Linked DNA regions of Homo sapiens: region 2 is linked to region 1. A link is a loop called in an ENCODE intact Hi-C map of the cell type or tissue named here. Cell type or tissue: OCI-LY7. All regions are shown on one strand. Links, peaks and the distances in the headings refer to the core of each region. The heading gives the core; the rest is flanking DNA. Region 1 overlaps NIPBL-DT (NIPBL divergent transcript). Region 2 overlaps CAPSL (calcyphosine like).

Region 1 (2,925 bases), core at 278-2,777:
AAAATCTGTTAAAAACTTAAAACATCTAAAATAGGTATGAAGAGAGGCTTATGGTGCTCATTTTAACAGCATTCTTGAGTAGGTTACCTTGCAGTCAAAGCATCTGCTCCAGACCAGTGTTTTAAACTGTGGATTATGGTACCACTATGGGTCATGAAATTAATTTATTGCATTATGACTAGCATTTTTTATTTAAAATAGAGAAAAGAATAGAAAATAAAAGCGTACATCACAGATGGTAAGGGTATGTGTTTTTAAGTAAACATTTGTTCATGTGTATATGTGTTAGATTACCTTGTAAAACATATTCCTTATTGTGGGTTACAGGCCAAAAAAAGTGTTTGTTTTTGTTTTTAAAAATCTACAGTTCAGATTTTCCTTAGAAAATGGGGAAAAAAGGAATGTTAGAAAGATCTGACTGCCTATGAACTAGTGAAGGATTTTAGAGGAAGTACCAGGCTATTTTAGAGATCTGATACTGGTTTCAGAAAGGTAATCTTAAGGCAAAGGGTAGGAAATAAAGTTATGTTGTTAGTAGAAATGTCAAATACGGTTAAAGTTGTGAGGAGGAATTATTTTCCTAGTGGACCTACATTTGTTGTGTGTAGATCTGTGACTATTACTGATCTGTTGTAGCACATTTTCCAATCTAAAATGTCCGATACAGCACAATAATAAACATGGGGCAGAATATATGTTTGTTTCTATTTCTTCCCACCTTCCCTTCAATCTTAAAACAAGTGTTTATTAATAAGTCAGACCAAAGCAAATTTCTATCTTTCACAGAGTAATTATCATAGGAACAAATTACTCCCTGAAAATGGTGGAAACTTCTTTCTCCCTCCGAAAAATAAACTTTCAATAAGTGTTTTCTCTCTAGCCAAAGTAAATAAGTTCTTAAATAGGTAACTCTCATTTGCCATCCAACTCATTCTATATATTTAAATAAATGTACTTACACTTGTGTATAGGATTTAAAAGGGGGAAACTTAAGAAGGAAGAAATTGTGTATAGAATTTAAAAAGGAGGCATTATATTGCATGAGTAGAATGAAAAGTATCTAACCAGAAAGCAAATAAGTTAAGGATTATATTATACTGAAATATTTTAATACAATTTAAATATTTCATTACTCTTTCACTTTATTTGCTATTTGTAGATTTCAGTATTGTAATGTTGGCAAGTCTATTTAAGACGGCATTAATAAAAATTTTGTTTTTCAGGCATGTGATACCAAGTCCCTTTCCATTATAGATAAGTAAGGCCTAGGTTGGTTAAAACCTTAGCTAAACACAAAATTTGCTAGAGAATCAACATATAAGAAGCTCTAACTCCAAGCTTATTCACCCCAGATATTTCACCAATGTTAACACATACCCTATTGAACTAAGAAAGGAATTATATTACTAACCAGCAGAGGGAGCCAAGTCAATCATGAAAGGTAGGAGTATAAAGGAACATCATATGACTTCCTGTTTTGAATTTAACTGTATGGCCCCTGCTCACTTTTTGAGTTTACCAAAAAGACAGTCATAAGGAGAGAAAGGCGACCAATGTATCAAATAAGGATACAGTGACAATTATAACTTAGAATTACCTTGCAGGAAATAAATTGGAAGAAAAATTGAATGCAGAACTATACAAGTGAAATGTCTCAGTATTATAACCCAAGATGGAAAAACCATGGAAAACAGTACCTTAATGCCATGATGAATTGCTAGCCAAATGTAACAGTGAATATTTCTTAATAATTCCATTTTCACTTAAAGTTGAAATTAGGCCATAAATAGACACATTTTAAAACTATAAAGTTGTACATCAAATTTATGTGCATTTAATCTAAGAAATAAGGGATAAAATTTAATAAAAAATTATTACAGTGAATTAATAAGGACATGATTTTTCAGCTTAAAATTAGAGAACAGAATTGTTTCCACTACTGTTTATAAACACAACAAATAAAGTAATATCTGTTTTGTGAGAGATGTTTGGAGGAATCTAGTAGCTAAGTGATTATGTCAGTTTATTTAATTTTGTCTAAGAACTTCAAAATGCCTGATAGAATGGGTGCATATTGAATGAATAGATGTGATCTATATATTATTTGAAGTAAAAGTATAAGAGCTGAGCGTTAGCTAACTGCATCAAAATAAATGTAAAGACCCAAACATTTTTAGTTGAATAACCAAATGAATTAGCTAGTCTAGCCCCTTACTCGTTTCAAGGTTTGTGGAAACATACCATATATACTTTTACTCATGTGTTTATTCCTTTCAAAAATATACTTCTTAAGCACTATCTCCATAGGACGTGGAGCATATCTTCATTATGAAGTAGACAAACTTCTTAAATTTTATTGAAAGATTTAATTTCATTGATATATGAACAATCATACAAATTCAGTATGCCACCAGTGATTTCAAGAAAGTGATACTTAGAAGCAAATCATTTATGGGACTAGACTGCCTTTGTAGGACTAACAAATTAGGCACAAGATTAGAAATTATAGTTTAATAGTCATGCAGCTGGAGGCTACACGATTCTGACCCTCCCTAACCTGCTCCTAAGATCAGTGCTTGAGATATTCTGCAGACCCTGCACTTGATGGATCAGCTGGCACCACCCAGATCAATAAACTGGCTCATCTGATCTTGTGGCCACCACCCAGGAACTGATTCAGAGCAAGAGGACTGCTTCAATTCCCTATGATTTCATCTCCAACCCAACCAATCAGCACACTCTATTCACTTGCCTTCCCCCACCCACCAAATTATCCTTAAAAACTGATCCCCAAATGCTCCAGGAGACTGATTTGAGTTATAATAAAACTCCGATCTCCAGCCAAAAAATAAAAAATAAAAAGCAAATTATTTGATTTTGAGTACTAGAAAGTAGACTTTAAACTTTTTGAAGGGTATATTCTTT
Region 2 (2,925 bases), core at 247-2,746, 970 kb after region 1:
AATAGAAACAATAACAAACTAAAAATATCGGGAGTTTGATAATTTTTAATTAAAAAATAATTAGCTGTAAAAAATGTTCCTCAAACTGTCATGGTAAAGTGCACCGTCAAAATGGCTCAGGGTCTCGTGGGTAACTCTTTTAGTTTACTTGCTATTTGCTGTAAAATGATCCACTTACTTTGTTGGAGTATTTCACCAGCCTGCAACTTTTTGAGGACTGAGACTTTATCTTAATTATCTTTGATATTCCCAGTTAAATTACTGTAGTGTGCACAACAATTAACTGGGATGTTTAGATTTTTAAGAAGTAAATTCCACAACCACCTGCTTCAGAGATTCTGATTTAGCAGGTGTGGGGTACAGCCTGTGGGCCTAGGCTTATGACAGACACCCCAGGTTGTCCTGATGCAGGTGGTGTGGACCCACACTGATAAACATTTCCCTGGAACCTCACACAACATGAGAAAGATAGAAAGAGGGCAATAATGATGTGTGAAACTTAATGTAATCCCTTAATGAGGGAATTGAAAAGCAGAGGCTGAGGAATCCAAAGGAGGAGAGGAATAAAGAAGTTCAACAAAGGGGGATGCTAATGGTATCCTAATTTTGACAGAGGCTCTATGCATGTATTGTAGATGTGTATTTACAGTTCAACTATGAGCTGAGTTCAAATGCCTTTCTTTCTACTGCCCTTCCTTATGTTTTTAGTGGGAAGGGGTGGTATGAAAGACAACTGTGGATCCAGTGACTTTTCTTTTCTGGTCACTTATAATTTCAATAGGACCAGTGGGTCAGTCATCTCTTATGATTCTTGGAAGGCATAGGTATGTCCCCAACCGATCATGTCAACCAACATGATTAAATTAGAGTGTACATATTATCTAGACCTGTTAAAAATAAGACTAATAACTGTCTTTTCTCCTTCCCCAAAGGAAAGTAATATAAAATCCCCACACAGATAAACACATTAGTCAATATTTCAAAGAGATGGTCATGGGTGTAGAGTGGAGAGAAGCCAGGATGGGTGGGAGGCATGAAGCAGGGGTAAGCTTTTTATTCACCCTGGGCCTTGAATGAGTTATTTATGTGTTAGAAAAGCATGCAACCCGGGAGCGTTTAACTAGAAATCTGTTTCTTCACCCACAGGAGAGAACTCCATTTTTGGAAAGGGAAAACATCACTTACCCTGACACAAGGACATGACATGTTGTTTCTGACGTGTCACAGAAAGACAGAAATAACTACAGTTGCAGAGCACTTCCTTCTTACTCTGAGTTTCAGTCTCCCTTACCTGAACCGACGGGCTCCCACCCTTAGACAAAAGATGACAACCTATGCGTCACTTTCCATTTAGGTTGGCTTAGAAACTTTCAAGACTTTCTTTCTCTCTTCCTAGGTGCTGTTCTCACACCATCCTCAGCTTCACTTGTTCTTTTGTTTTAGATCAGTTCCTCAGCCATGATCACATACACAAAGAAATCCTCTATTTCCCTTCTATTTACAGGTGCACAAGGTGGGCGCCCATTGACAGAGTGAGAAGCAAAGTTTCGTTTTTGTTTCTAACTTTTCCACTGCAGGTGACCCCTGAGGAGTTCATGAACTACTATGCAGGTGTGAGCGCATCCATTGACACTGATGTGTACTTCATCATCATGATGAGAACCGCCTGGAAGCTTTAAGCACATGACCTGGGGACCAGGCCCTGGGACAGCCATGTGGCTCCAAATGACTAAATGTCAGCTCAAAAACCAGAATCGTATTTGATTTCACACTCATCCTAATGTTTTTTTCTGTGTCAAAATATTGCATTTTCTGGGGCCAAAAAACAGGCAGAAATAAAAGACATTGAGTAGCCAACTGTGAGTTTGCCTTGCCTAAGACTGTTTCCTTTGTTCTAAAATAGGACTTAAATAAAATGAGCTCTGTAAAGCTCCTAGTGCTGTGCTGATACATGCAGGTGTCTAATCAACTTTAGGTTTTATCCCTTGGCCATTAATGAAAGCTTGAGTATTTTAATTAAAACCCTCACCCATGCACCCATAGTTTTTCTTCACCTCCTTTTAGATGATCCTTTTCTAGGTGAGATGATAATATATCTCTTTTTATGACTGATTGTAAGTCTTTAAGTGTTTCAGTCTCATTTGGGGACCAGAAGAAGACCACGTGTTAGCCTCAATTTCTACAAGCAAATCTTGAGTTTCACTGCTTAGGGTTTAGGGAAGCCGCAGTTTGACAAATAGATTCAAAATGATTTATTTAATAGTCATTTTAAAGACTGGTGTGAGTGAGGAGGCTATTTCTTTGAGCAGTAGATCCACGCCTGTTCATGGTACTCCTGTGGCTGAAGTTTTGAAACTGGGCTGGGCGCTCAGATTTTATCTGGGACATCTTGCGCTGTGTGTGGGCAGGCTATTCCAGAAAGCCTTCACCTGGTGGAATGTTTATCTCTCCCCTCTCTGCTTTCTGCCAATTGTGTTGAAATTCCCACCAGCAAGGGCTGGGTGCAGTGGCTCACGCCTGCAATCCCAGTACTTTGGGAGGCTGAGGTGGGTGGATCACCTGAGGTCAGGAGTTCAAGGCCAGCCTGTCCAACATGGTGAAAACCCTGTCTCTACTAAAAATAAAAAAATTAGCTGGGCATGGTGGCACATGCCTGTAATCTCAGCTACTCCAGAGGCTGAGACATGAGAATTGCTTGAACCCGGGAGGCAGAGGCTGCAATGAGCTCAGATCATGCCACTGCACTGCACTCCAGCCTAGAGCAAGACTCTGTCTCAAACAAACAAACAAACAAACAAAAATTCCCACCAGCACAAGGAGGTTGGGTGTGACACGGACTAGGATTTCAATAATATTCCAAAGCAGGTTTTCCATCTTGATGCTTCATGGCTTAACACCTCCTCCTCCCAGCACTAAGCTTTGGCT

The links. Peaks named below come from ENCODE experiments on the same cell type or tissue, not always from the same donor. Only the 100,000 strongest peaks of a DNase experiment are listed, where the experiment ranks them.
Region 2: it touches region 1 in a loop (4-fold over the local background); 2 of 110 quality-filtered maps call a loop at or near these places.

What each region holds. Positions count from the first base shown.
Region 1 is chr5:36,869,131-36,872,055 of GRCh38, reverse strand. It overlaps NIPBL-DT (NIPBL divergent transcript), which reads left to right. Exons shown (of 1, transcript NR_046262.1): 1 at 1-695. Among named protein-coding and RNA genes, the nearest start is that of NIPBL-DT, 6.1 kb to the left of the region's middle. In OCI-LY7, for the core only: CTCF peaks have their summits at 1,218 and 1,418 (motif pointing right); a DNase peak (open chromatin) is centred at 1,435; H3K4me3 peaks cover 727 bases.
Region 2 is chr5:35,903,299-35,906,223 of GRCh38, reverse strand. It overlaps CAPSL (calcyphosine like), which reads left to right. Exons shown (of 5, transcript NM_001042625.2): 5 at 1,578-1,936. The coding sequence ends at 1,679. Among named protein-coding and RNA genes, the nearest start is that of CAPSL, 34 kb to the left of the region's middle. RefSeq lists an enhancer at 1,530-1,629. In OCI-LY7, for the core only: no CTCF peak of the experiment used is centred there; DNase peaks (open chromatin) are centred at 383, 1,283 and 1,603; H3K4me3 peaks cover 1,814 bases; H3K27ac peaks cover 2,500 bases.